2 separate regions of the Homo sapiens genome follow, and region 1 is linked to region 2. The links are chromatin contacts, found by Hi-C or POLR2A ChIA-PET in ENCODE. All regions are on one chromosome and are shown on one strand. The core of a region is the stretch at or near the end of the contact, and the rest is flanking DNA. Distances in the headings are between cores, read along the strand shown. Region 1 overlaps PIK3CA (phosphatidylinositol-4,5-bisphosphate 3-kinase catalytic subunit alpha). Region 2 holds the start of KCNMB3 (potassium calcium-activated channel subfamily M regulatory beta subunit 3).

Region 1 (7,066 bases), core at 1,741-4,240, 69 kb before region 2:
ATGTAAAGTTAAGACTCAGCAAAACTAATCTATAATTACAGAAACCAAAATGTGATTGCCTGGGGGCAGAGAGAGAAATTAATTGGAAAAGAGCATGACAGAATGTTCTAGGATAATAGAAATGTATATTATATATCTTGTTTTGTGCAGTGGTTACGTGGGTGTAAGAAGTTGTCAAAAGTCATCAAACTTAATGCTTAAGATGTGCAGAGTTCGTTGTATGTTAACTATAGTTCAATTTGAAAAATTAACTACTGAGAAACATTGAAATCCAATGACATTCCTATCCAAATACATATTTGGATAGGAAAAACATCTTGTAAAGATGTCAGTTCTCCCTGTTCTCAAAATAACAAGAAGTTTTGCCTTGATTTTTGTTTTTGAATTTAGCAAAATATTCAAAAGTTCATCTGGAATTATCAGCCAAGTTTAATAAGACTGTGAAGGGACTTTACAGAAGCTACTTGGGCTGAATTTAAAGGATGAGTATGATTAAAATGGCAATAAATGTGAATATGAGGTAAAAGATTATGGAGCATATTTACAAAGGCAAAAAACTGTAAAGGGAAAAGATTGATCTAGTAAGATTAGAGCTTGGAGTGTGGGAAAAATAAGAGAAGAGCACAGTTGTAATGTTTGAGGCTTGAGTCAAGGCTGTATTGCATAGTTACTAGAGATCCACAATATTGTCTTAATTGAGTAATGGTGTAATTAGATATATGTTTTTAGATAGCCAATTCTAGTGACACTGTAGATAATGAAGTGGGTGGGGAGAAATTGGATACTTTGTGCTTTCAGGGCCTCTTGTCTTAGTTCATACTGTCTACTTAACCTGTTGCACTCTTCTCATTCTGTACCTGTCAGAAATCAGGCCCACTTTCTCCTAAAATTACCACGTTCTGCCTTGTAGATTGTTAGATAATAAGGTCTTTTCAACCTCATTTATATACTTCATTTATATACTTGTATGAGTGTTTTTCTCCTCCTTTCCTTTCCATCACCCATCCCTTTGCTTCAGCTGCTAGTGTCTTAATAGAAGGTAATTGCTTAATGAATGCTTGTTGAATTAGAGACAGATCAGTCCTGCATATGAGAACTCTTTTAGGGTCTAATAGTGATAGAGAAGATTGAAAAAAAAAGGTGATGAATTTGAGGGTAATTTAAGGGGTGGAAGTGATGTCATGCAAGAGAGGAGTTGAAAGCACCAAATGTTTTAACCTTGGAGATTGAGAAAGTGGTGATGTCATGAAGAATGTATTCCACATTTGAATAATGAGCAGAGTAAGAGGTACCAACAAATGAAACAATTAAAGGAGGCCATAAAAACAACAGAGATCATTTCAACATTCTATTGAGGAAATTTGGGGGGACACACTTTAATTAAATAATAACATCAGTATTTCTTTACCTTTGTAACTTTTAATTAATGAAGATGTTTTAAGATGAAATATAAAATGTGAACCTGAGAACTGTTTAACATTTAACATTATGGATATACATATCCATGTTTAGAATGTTCTCTGTGTATTAATGCATGATTTTGTCATAAATACCCCACTAGGAAGAGAAAGGTCGGAGAGAGTGTGTGTGTCTCTATGTGTGTGTATTTGTGTGTTTTGTCCTGGCAAAAAGACAAACTGAGAGAACAGAAGAACAAAAGAGCAGTACTGAAAATAGCTAGATTAAAGGTTGTTTTTCTGTCACCACACACCAGATATGGAGAGTAGTAAAAGCAGACAGATGGACAGTTCTGTTAGTTTTGGAGTGTGTGAATAGAGAAAAGAAACATTCTGTTCCTTTTATTCAGAAAAGGAATTTCTAGACTAAATTACTGGTATCAGCAATAAGTTTCATATTCTGACCAAAGAAACATTATTTTTTTTTTACCCTAGGGATAATGACTCATGCTGTTCTCAGAATTTTGCTTTTGTGGAAACTAAAGTGCAGTCATAAATACGGCACTGTTATTTAGATCTTAGTGCTAATGATACTATTGTGAGTAGACTAGTGATGGGTAAGAACACTAGTATTATAAACCCAGTTGTAACAAAGAAACCAAGCACATCTTAATTAGCTGATTCTAGATGGGAAAGTAGATTTTTTAAACAAATTAACTAATTGTTTTAATTCTGTGAATTATGCAATAGAAATAGGACCCATAATTTTATTTTTTTAATACTTCATTATTTTGAGGGGTTTATGTCAGAAGTTAAATTTCTAACTTCCAATATTGACAGTGGAGATAATTAAACATATTTTCTCTGCCTTTTTTCCTTATGTTCCTCAAAATTAGTATAAGTCTACTAAATCATAGTCACATACACCATAAAGCACCTATCAAAAGAGTATCAGCTAGGTGAAGTTCAAAGATTATATTCTAGTTTTATTTTAACCTTTAAAGTCTTGTAATTTAAGAAATAGAGGTTTGAATGTCTTCTTTATATACCATAGTACTAGATGCTCTCACTCTGAATTTTTACCATGTCAGGATACTCCATCACATATTTATCTCTGTAATTATAATTATTGGGCACATACACAAAAGAGTTGTCCTTTACGGTATCTCTGTCCAACCTAAAAACTTTCCCATTTCTCTTCACTTTAATCTCTTCAGTCGTTCCCTTTCCTGAATTACCTCTTTACTCCCTAGTGACGGCTTAAAGTTTTAGATCTTAAAGTTCCCTTTTTCAAACTTTCTTACGTCTTCCTCTGTGCCTTTATTTTAATGTCAGCAGAAGTTAGCTCATGAATCATAACATGTGAAGCAGTTGTTTGGAATAATTGACAGCTTTTAATGACTTATGTTAAATAGCCAGTTTAAAAGTTTTTGTCAGTTGATAAGCTTTATAAAGAAGCATTTTAATGTATTAAATCATTGTAAGTAATTTATTGTTTAACTGCATGCCTTGGGTGGTTAACTAATGTCATACAGAGCATCAGTGAATAAGAGTGGCAGTATTGGCTGGGTGCTATGACTCATGCCTCTAATCCCAGCACTTTGAAAGTCAGAGGCAGAAAGATCACCAGAGCCCAGGAGTTCAAGATCAGCCTGGGCAACATGGCGAGACCCCATCTCTGCATTAAAAAAAATTTAGCTGGGCATGGTAGCACACACAGGTAGTCCTAGTTCCTAGCTACTCGTGAAGCTGAGGCAGGAGAATTGCTTGAGCCTGGGGTTGGGGCTGTAGTGAGCCGTGTTCGTAGCACTGTACTCCAGCCTGGATAACTGAGAGAGACCCTGTCTCAAAAAAAAAGGGTAATATTCTACTCACTGATCATGTATGTTGCTGCTTTTACACAGTTATACCCATTTCAGTTTGTCATTCTCATTGCTTGCTTTTTAAGGTATAGTAATTATAATTTCCAAGATACTTGGTACATTGAACTGTACATAAGTATAAATAAATAGTAAATGCTTGAAAGGGAAAATAAAGACCACTTACTAATATTTCTCTCCCACCATTGAAGTATTTTGGCTGTATTGTATTATCGAAAAGATGGATTTTTTAGAAATCTGTGCTTACATGACTTCACATTGTTGTTGCTTTCATTCATAGAACTTGTCTTCACATCTTAGCTAGGTGACACTTGTGCTGAAATTAAGCTACCCTCTCTCTGATTGCACTTCTGGGAGATCTGAGTTTCTTTGCTTGCCAAAGTTATTACTTCAAGCTTTCCTGTTGTGAAATAGCCCTTTTGCCAGAGATCAAATACTGAAGGATGATAAATCACTATTAGTCAATAATTGCTTGCAATGGACATTTTCATTATTACTAACATAATACTAGGATATTTTGTTATTGCCAGAAAATGGGGCAGATGGCAACCAATTACATCAGGATATAAAGTTATTGTTTGGTCTTTATCATGGAAAAAGCATTGTTATTTAAATCAAATTTTTACTGTATATCATGTCTTTCATCCAATGTCGTAACATCCCAGATAGACTTGGGGTGTATTCACTTAAAAAAATACAATATCTTACGTTCATTAGAGTATAGTTGGAAGAAAATGTATTATTTTTGCAAGAAGCTGTTTATGGATTTATCTGATTAATTTATGTAGAGCCAGGAAAAAGTTGTTTTGACCAATAAATTTGGCATTTGAAATGAGCAGGTTAAGAATAGACATTAAGTGATCACCTTAAGTGCAATAAAATTTCAGTGCACTATACATTCTGTGCTTTATATCTATTTGTAAGAATACCAATAATATATCAATATGGTATAAGAGGAAAGAATAAGAGATTACTATAATAGCTCCTAAGAAAGGAAATCAGTCCAAGGACATAGGCTGAGGTTGTGATGTGGACAAAAAGATAATAGCAAGGATAGATAAATAACTAGACAAAAATGTCAGGGACCTAAGTATTTATATGGCAAACAAGGATACTCAGTACATCTAGAGCCAGACTTTTTCCAGTGTCTAATCCTTGTTGTATATTAAATACTTTGGGAACTAAAATATGTTTTATGACACTGTGTTAACTGATGCATAATTATGTAATGGAAGCCATTAGGGCCTGTGTCTTGGCAGGAATTAAACTAAAAGCAAGGTCCTTCTAGTATTTTTGGTAGAAGATTATTGGCTAGTGCCTATTTTCACAGCACATACTACTAAAATTAGGAGGACGACAGAAGACGAGCATTGCCCCTCCCTGTGCAAAATTGATAGACACATTCAAGAAGTATTCCATATTTTTAAGCTAATCTTTTTATTTGATTCACTTACCAGCAGGCTGTTTTCCTGCTGCAAAGCAAATTGGTGGAGTCCATTTACACCTTCTCCTTAGCCTATAAGTATTGGCAGAATCACCACCACGATCACAGCAGCACAGTCCAGACAGTGTCATTTGATTTTGAAAATATTGTCCTTGCAACAGCCAGCTAGGACAATGACATACTAATATCTGCTTTGCTTATTATTTGTGCCTGGGAGTATGTAATCATAGTCAACAGACACCATAGCTACAGTTTTATGACACTTGGTCTCAGGAAATAGAGAACTCTACAGAAGACAGTAGACCATGATGAAGCTTTATCATTAGTCCCTGGTTCTCTCCCCTCCAGATCACTTTGGCCTTCTGACAGACAGTACAGATAAATCTGTTAAGTTTGGAATGTTGAATTGGTCAAAAATGAAAATAATAGTCCAAAGCAAAAAGACCTTCTGTGAAACATATGTGGATGCAATTAGGTGAATATATTGTATCTGCTGGTGTCCCCAAAGTTGATAGCTTTATTTATTGGACCAGCCTAGACTGAAAATCTTCTGTTTAGGCATTTTGGTGGGGATTTTTTCCCCTCTGTGGATACCGACTGTTATATTTAAGGAAGATAGAACAATTGGTTCTACCAAGAAACCTGTAGCTAACCCAAGTTTCACTTTATGATGGCAGCACTTTAAAAGTTTGGTATGAAAGACTCATCTCTTCTTCATTCTCAAGACAATAGGGCTAATCAGTGAGATGCAGGCAAGTTTTAATTTATCTAAATACTAAAGAGTATCACTAGAAGGGATAGTACTTGAATACAAGTCCCTATGGTGACTAAATTATGTCCTCACCCCATGATATAAGGAAATAAGCTAGCCGTTGATTTTTGATGAAGAAAGACTGTGGGAACAGTGTGTAGCAACTGTTTTCCAAGAAGTTATCCACTCTCACCCATAGTAGTGGAAAGACTTGAAAGAAAGTTGTTGAGGTGTTCAGAGCCACAGAAAGGCCTATTAAGTCATTGAGCTATACTAGAAAGAAACATAAAAACAAAAGAGCAGAAGCCATTTGATAAACTTCAGGGGGGAGAAGTTCTAATCCCTGATGACTTACAGAAACATCTTGCCTTCAGCTTCTTACAGATCTTTAAAAGAATCAGGTCAAGTGATTTGAAAGACATATTGCTAATATTACCTTTTTCTAGATTCTGTAGAAATAAACCATTTTTCCTCTGCTCTCACACTACAATAATCAACACAGAAGACTTCTGTAACTGCTGGTCGCCAAGAAGTATATGGGGATTTCTCCCCACCAACAATCAGTCAGTTGATTCTGCCGCAGATTCTTCAATAGACAGCAGTTGAGTATCCTGTAATTCAATTCAGTTCTGACACTATCTGCCTAGAGATAGCATCAGATCCCATAGATTGAGGGCTCAGTCACAAGACTGCCATCCATTTCCAATGGCAGTCATAAGCTTCAGGTTGTTTTACTTGTGCTTCTGACTGACTGGCTATAAATCAGCGTTCCCATGACCCCCTCCTTGGGTTTGATTAATTTGATAGAGCAGCTCATAGAACTCAGGGAAATACATTTCTCGGTTTATTATAAAGAATACTACAAAGGATATAGATGAAGAAGATGCATAGGGCAGGGCTTGTGGGAAGGGGTGTGGAGCTTCTGTGCCCTCTGTGGACACACCACCTTCCAGGAACCTCCACTTGTTCAGCTATCCAGAAGGTCCTCGAACTCAGTCCTTTTTGGATTTTTATGGAAACTTCATTAAGTAGCATGATTGATTAAATAATTGGCCATTGGTGATCAGCTTAACCTTCAGCCCCTCTCTCCTCTGAGGAGGTGGGTAGGGGGTGGAGGTAGGGGTAGGACTAAAAGCCCCAGTTCTTTAATCTTGCCTTGGTTTTTCTGGTGACCAGCCCTCATCCTGAAGCAACCTAGGGGCTGCCAGCCACCAGTCAACTCATTAGCATACAGAAAGACCCTTACCACTTTGGAGATTCCAAGGAATTTAGGAGCTGTGTGCCAGGAGAGAGGACAGAGACTAAATATGTATTTCACAATATCACATAGATGTTCTTAATTTAATTAAGATGTTAATCTAGATATTCTTAAACTCTTAATGAACTCAACAAGCTGAGCCCTGGATAATGTACCCTTTTGTTTCTTTCTTTAGCTCACAAGAAGCCAGGAAACAACTATTTTATAAGTCAGCCAAGTCCAGAATGGTGTTAGCTTCATTATGGCAAGAAAGAGTGAAGTTACTTTTCGTGAAGCCCTGGGCTTTTTGAAGAAAAAGAGAGGAGAGGTGGTTTTAACATTGACTTTAAGTTGAAA
Region 2 (7,211 bases), core at 59-2,558:
CTCACTTAAAAGTGGGAGCTGAATGATGAGAACACATGGACACCTAGAGGGGAGCAACACACACTGGGGCCTCTCAGTGGAGTAGGGGGAGGGAGAGCATCAGGAAGAATAGCTAATGCATGCTGGGCTTAATACCCAGGTGATGGGTTGATCTGTGCTGCAAACCACCATGGCACACGTTTACCTTTGTAACAAACCTGCACATTCTGTACATGTACCCCGGAACTTAAAACAAAAATTGAAGAAAAAAAATCATAAGGAAGAGAAAACATGTTTACTATTTACTAAATGGAAGTGGATCATCATAAAGGTCCTCTCCCTGTCCTCTTCATGTTGAGTAGGCTGAGGAGGAGGAGAAAGAGGAGGGATTGATCTTACTGTCTCAGGGGTGGCAGGCACAGAAGAAAATCCATTTATAAGTGGATTCCCGAAGTTCAAACCCATGTTGTTCAAAGGTCAACTGTATCACTACATATATTGAATAAAGAACCTAATTAAAAGGAAGGAAACTAATATGTATTGAGCAACTACTATGTGCCAGGTAGACACTGTCAAACTCAAAAAATTCAGACTCAAAAAACTTTTATTGTGCTCACATACAAGGTTTAACTCTCTCTTGGAATACCAACATTTTAAGGGGAGGATTTATGACCTAAATGAAGAAACTATAATTTGTGGATTACGTGTTTGGAGGTATATATAGATTATGAGATGGGAGGAGGCAGTGCAGGGAAATATCTTTGACCTTCTCGCCACCTCTTCCTCCACACCCAGCTGCCCCCAGCACTGACAGCGGAAGAGGAATTGTATTTTTCTTTTTCTAGACCATGGCAGAGAGTCACAGATTGAGAAACCAAAGCCAGCCTCTCCTCCTTTACCGCTGTGCCTGGATCTTATCTGAATTGGAAACTCTAGATTTCCTTCCTCTGTTTCTTACCTGAGCATAAAAGGCTTTAGAATGGTTGTTCCGAGCAAGAAGAACATTAGGACTGAGAAGCCCATCATGGCAAACCCCAGCATCACGGCTCGGTCCTCTCCAGCACTGGATGGCAGCCTCTTGTGCACATCTAGTGGGTCTCCATCACTGTAGTCTGTCTCTCTCTTCTTCCCTGAGGCAGGAAAGGCTGTCCTTTGGGGAAAGGGAGAAGGAGATACTGCAGTGAGCTCATAAAGAAGGGGGAACATTTCCAATCCATGGGGACTGGAGGGATAATCTCATTTGCTGCCTACCTGTGTCTCGTGAGCAGGATGAATGCAACAAAATGAAATCCCAGTTCAGAGCTTGGTGAAAAGTCCATCTAAATAAGCTAAAGTGATGTGTAATCAAGTATTTTTAAAGATATTGTAGCAAACAAGCCTAAGAAATGTTGCCTCATGCAAGTCTGTAGAGATCTGTTTAATCAATAACTAGAGAATGTTGTATGTAAATAAGTGTTACGAACTTTGTTATCTTTCAGGGATATTGCACGTCCCTCCTGAAAATTTGTTTACATTCTCCTTTGAATTCCACATGGAAAGAATGACTCAAAAAGTTCACATTTGGAATTAACAGCGTCCTGAACAGGGTTTGACTTATTCTTTCATATTCACCTGTTGGAAAGGCAGCATATCCACCACCAGAATTTCTGGCCACTGCCCAGTCCACTCAGAATTATGAAGTTGTCATGGCTTCTTTGCTCCTCTCACCCTCCTTCTCCTCCTCTCTGGCCACTCATGGTTCTGCATAAGTGTCCCTTCATTTCTTCTCTCCTCTCTCCACTGTGCCTGCAAACCTGCTCCAGCAAAGGATGAGATACATTCTCGCAGGGCAGGGTGTCTGGTGAACAGAAGAGTCCAACACAAAGGTCGCAAACCGGTGGGCATGGCGGCATCCAGCCCACAGATGTGTTTTGTTTGGCCTTCTCTGTCGTTTTTTGTTTTTGTGTTTTTTGGTTTTTTTTGAGACGGAACCTCGCACTGTTGCCCAGGCTGGGTACGATCTCAGTTCACTGCAACCTCCTCCGCCTCCCAGGTTCAAGCGATTCTCCTGCCTCAGCCTCCCTAGTAGCTGGGATTACAGGCGCCGGCCACCATGCCCAGCTAATTTTTGTATTTTAAGTAGAGACAGTGTTTCACCATGTTGGCCATAATGGTCTCGAACGCCTGACCTCATGATCCACCCACCTCAGCCTCCCAAAATGTTGGGATTACAGGCGTGAGCCACTGCACCCGGCCTGGTTTATTATTATTTTTTTAATGTGGGATAACTTGTTAAGACCTTAAAAATCATGACATTTCTCATAAAAATGCTGAGTTCTGACTTTGGAAATAATCCCAAGATGCACGTCCCTGCAGATGAACAGCGGGCCCAGCAGAGCAGTGGCTGCCCCTGTGGAAGGTGTGTTCTCTAGTTTGCCAAAATCCCTCCACTTCCTACAGTGTCACTGATTTGCCATTCCCTGCTCAGTAGCCATTTGAGTTCCAGAAGTATCTCCATTTTAAGAAGCTTAATGAAATCTTAAGCCAAACAAATGCAGCACTAATGGTAGAAACACAGGCTCCATCAAGCTTCCTAAAAGCTTACTGCATTTTAAAGTCAAGCAAAAACCCCATCAAGGAAATTACTGGTTGTTTTTTTCCCACAAGCATAGTTTATGCCTTATCCCACATCCTTCCCCTTCCCTCTCCCTAGCTCCCTTTTCCCCCAGCAACATCTTTAGGTTCTAAAGCGAGTAAAAGGAATGTCAGACAATCCAGAATGTTCCAAGAGCCTGTGCCAGGAAGCACCAACCTCAGAAGGTGGGGCACTCCATGGTTAACACTTCTTTGGGACCCGAGGATCTAGTTTAGGAATTTTTAGTTGTCTTTGATATTTTACTCATCCCCTATCATCCTACCACCAGAGAAGGGGCATGGAAAAAAAATTTAATGAAATTTGAACCTGTACTTTTTTTTTTTTTTTTTTGAGATGGAGTCTCCCTCTGTCACCCAGGCTGGAGTGCAGTGGGGCAATCTCGGCTCACTGCAACCTCCGTCTCCCGGGTTCAAGCCATTCTCCTGCCTCCGCCTCCTGAGTAGCTGGGACTACAGGCGCCCACCACCACGCCCGGCTAATTTTTGTATTTTTAGTAGAGACGGGGTTTCACTGTGTTAGCCAGAATGGTCTCCATCTCCTGACCTCGTGATCCACCCACCTCGGCCTCCCAAACTGCTAGGATTACAGGTGTGAGCCACTGCACCCAGCCACATTTTCTAATTTATCAATAAATATGACAGATTGATTAAAAGAAAGTTTTAGCCCTAAAGTAGAGTTTGATGGTTTTTGTAGTTTCCAGGACCCAATATCCTGCATTTTCCCTTGTGCTCTAAAGCTGGACTTTAGTTGCTCTGTAGCGTAAGGTATCCCAGAGGTTTATTGTAAGATATCCTTGGAATCCATGGGTGAAGAGGCTTATAATGAGGTCGCTCTTCTAATGCATCTCTAATACATTCTTTAACATACCCAATTATAATGGTATGTTATAAAAAACCGGCATAACCCGATTCTGATCTAATTTAGGAATAAGACAGACCTGTACTGTCCTAGACAAGACTTTTTATTTATAATTTTTCTGCCCACTTTGTTCCAAGGCTTTATGAAAAGTTGACAACTTCATAAGTCACTTGGAAAGAAGTTATTTCATGTGTGGGGAAGGGATAATATAAAATAATCATAAAAAACTAAAACATAGATAGGTTTGGCCAGGTGCAGTGGCTCATGCTTGTAATCCCAGCACTTTGGGAGGCCAAGGTGGGCAGATCACCTGAGCTCAGGAGTTTGAGACCAGCCTGACCAACATGGTGAAACCCTGTCTCTCCTAAAAATACAAAATTTAGCCAGGCACGGTGGCATGCGCCTGTAATCACAGCTTCTCAGGAGGCTGAGGCAGGAAAATCGCTTGAACCCGGGTGGCAGAGGTTGCAGTGAGCCAAGATCATGCCACTGCACTCCAGCCTGGGCGACAGAGTGAGACTCCATCTCAAAAAAAAAAGTAAATAAATAAATTTAAAAATTTTTTTAAAAAGCCCACATAGATATGTTTTTATTATTGTAAAAGTAACAGGCTTCTGTTTCAGTGGTATGGTACACTAGACACCCACTCTAACTACAGACAACTAAAACTTCTGGCCAAAGCTTAAAAAGAATTGGAAATACTCAAAAGACAAAAACTATGTGAAAGTAGGAACCCAGAAAGGAAGGTGGACAGAAGTCAAGTTTTAACTTGAGGGCATTTGCGGAACTTGGTGAACTTGAGCTTTTGTTTCACAGTTTATAGGGTCACAGGGACAGGAGACAATGTCCAGGGTCTATCCGAGGTATGTAGTTTAATATACCATCCAACTAGAGCTGGGACCCCAAAGGACTTAAAAGTCAGTGTCAGGTTGAACTGGAAATAGCCCCTCTCCCTTCACCCACACCGTACCACTCCATAGGAAATGGCAAGGAAAATGCCTTTCTCAAACCTTAACACTGACTAAAAGAGGAAAACTACAATCTCCCCTGAAATTTTAGATAATCCTCAAGGGGATCCTCAAGGGAGTTTACAGCCTGAATTCATACTACCTGGGTAATACAAAAATCTCAAGCTAAGAATTTCGTGTAATGTTGTTTAAGTAGGTAGTGCCCTCTGCAACCTGGCAAATTTAAATACGTATGTTCTCTGTAGGCACACACATTTAACTTAGGCCTTAAAAGAATTCTATAGGCCAGGCGCAATGGCTCACGCCTGTAATCCCAGCACTTTTGGAGGTCGAGGTGGGCGAATCATGAAGTCAGGAGATCGAGACCATCCTGGCCTACATGGTGAGAAACCCTATCTCTACTAAAAACACAAAAAATTAGCTGGGCGTGGTGGCACGTGCCTGTAATTCTAGCTGCTGCGGCAGGAGAATCCTTTGAACAAGGAGTCGGAGGTTGCAGTGAGCCAAGATTGCGCCACTGCACTCCAGCCTAGCGACAGAGCAAGACTCGTCTCAAATAAAATAAAATAAAAAAAGAAGACGTATATAAATGTCCAAGGAGTATATGCACTCATTTAGAAGTCATAAAACACACAACAGCCAGGCGAGGTAGTTCATGGCTATAATCCCAGCACTTTCAGAGGCTAAGGCAGGTGGATCACCTGAGGTCAGGAGTTTGAGACGAGCCCGGCCAACATGGCTAAGCCCTGTCTCTATTAAAAATACAAAAATTAGCCAGGTGTAGTGGCAGGCACCTGTAATCCCAGCTACTCGGGAGGCTGAGGTGGGACAATCACTTGAACCCAGAAGGTGGATGTTGCAGTGAGCTGAGATCGTGCCACTGCACTTCAGTCTGGGCAACAGAGCAAGACTCTATCTCAAAAAAAAATGAATAAATAAATACATAATAAAAAATAAAATAAAAGTCATAAAACACACAGGAAATCAAGGCGTTTGAGTGCAAAAAAAATAGACCACAAAATGAGATCCACGAAAAATTTCAGATATTTGCATAGAATATAAAATACACATCTGTAACATATTTAAAGAAATAAAGGAAGGATCCAAAATGTCAGAAATCAAGGAATTCTAAAATGTAGAGCTAATATTTAAAAAAGAATTTATAGAAATCAAAAATAAAATAATTGAAAGTAAAAATTTAATGAACAGACATAACACTCAATTAGATACATCTGAGAAGATAATTAGTGAACACAGAGCTGGATCTGCAAAAATAGCCAGAGTATAATACAGAGAGATTTTTAAATGGAAAGTATTAAAGAGAGGTTCAGAGACATGAAAGATAGATTAAATAGTGTAACATAATATCTATTCAGAATTCCAGAAGAAAAGAGACATAAGTCAGAAGCAATATTTTAAAAAGATAGTCAAATTCTAGAACTGATTGAAGACCCAGTTCCCAGACTCCAGAAGCCCATGGAATAAAATAAAGAGGAACCCACACTTAAACACATCACAGATATATTGCACAGCTACAAAGACAAGAGAAAATCTTAACAGTCGCCAAAGAAAAAGACAAATTAACTTCAAAGTAATGACAATTTGGCTGAGAGCTTACTTCTCTGTAACAAGACTAGAAGCCATAAGGCAAGAATATTATCAATATACTGAGAAAAAGTAACCACAGAATTCTATGTCTACAAAAAAATCCTCTCAATGAATAAAGACATTTCAGACAAAGACATTTCAAACACAAAACTGAGTTTGTCCTTGATAGACCCTCACTGAAGGAAAAGGGTCAAGTATTTACTCAAGGCAGAACGAAAAAAATCCAGATAACAGCTGATATTTAACCAGAAATGAAGAGCAAATACAGAAGTAAACAGGTAAGTAAAGATATTAACTCTAGGCTGGACACAGTGGCTCACGCCTGTAATCCCAACACTTTGGGAGGCCCAGGTGGGCAGATCACCTGACGTCAGGAGTTCCAGACCAGACTGCCCAACATGGCGAAACCCCATCTCTACAAAAAATACAAAAATTAGCTGGACGTGGTGGCACACACCTGTAATCCCAGCTACTCGGAAGGCTGAAACAGGAGAATCACCTAAACCCAGGAGGCAGAGGTTGCAGTAAGCCAAGATCACACCACTGCACTCCAGCCTGGGCAACAGAGAAAGACTCCATCTCAAAGAAAAAAAAAGATATTAATTCTACAAAATAATAATAATAGTAATTATCTTATTACTATTATGTCTTGTGGGGTTAAAAGAAAAGATAAATACATGACAAGAGAATATAATTTAGAGGGAGTAACAGTGATAATTTTTCCATGGGGAAAAATAAAGACATTAATTTCATGTTGAAAAGTTCAAATATGCATGCTAAATAGAAATATCACCTTTCTCTACTCTTTTAGGTGATACTCCAGAAATTCCAAACTAGTAGAGAAACAAAGAATGGAAGGGAAAAAAATCAATCCAAAAAAGGCAATAAAGAAGAGGGAAAAACTCATGAAAAAGTCAGGACAAATAGCACAAAATAACATGATAGAATAATGTTATTGCATCAGTATATCAGTAATTACAATAAAACTAAATGGAGTAAATGATCCAGTTAAAAGATAGAGAGTAGGGCAGGCTGTGGTGGCTCATGCCTATAGTCCCAACACTTTGGGAAACCAACGTGGGAGAATCACTTGAACCCAGGAGTTCGAGACCAGCCTGGGCAACATAGCAAGACCCTGTCTCTACACAATAAAAATTAAAACA

The links. Hi-C counts contacts between places; a loop is a spot of excess contacts on that map. ChIA-PET counts read pairs that join two places held with the same protein, here RNA polymerase II (POLR2A). Pooled maps may share reads with other maps.
Region 1: a map of endothelial cell of hepatic sinusoid shows a loop between it and region 2 (4-fold over the local background). The contact joins the enhancer-like site here to the promoter of KCNMB3 in region 2. A Hi-C loop is called at or near these places in 1 of 168 maps with a recorded cell type or tissue (endothelial cell of hepatic sinusoid), 5 of 37 single-sample maps with no recorded cell type and 9 of 50 pooled maps. POLR2A ChIA-PET finds 5 or more read pairs at or near these places in 5 of 52 experiments (CD4-positive, alpha-beta T cell, WTC11, activated B cell and 2 more).

The regions. Positions count from the first base shown.
Region 1 is chr3:179,179,426-179,186,491 of GRCh38, forward strand. The region is part of intron 1 of PIK3CA (phosphatidylinositol-4,5-bisphosphate 3-kinase catalytic subunit alpha); the gene reads left to right. Among named protein-coding and RNA genes, the nearest start is that of PIK3CA, 35 kb to the left of the region's middle. Within about 2 kb of position 2,991, at least 5 of the 41 ENCODE cell types and tissues checked have a DNase peak (open chromatin) inside an H3K27ac peak, as active enhancers do.
Region 2 is chr3:179,249,806-179,257,016 of GRCh38, forward strand. KCNMB3 (potassium calcium-activated channel subfamily M regulatory beta subunit 3) reads right to left here and starts at 1,309. Exons shown (of 3, transcript NM_171830.2): 1 at 938-1,309. The coding sequence starts at 1,185.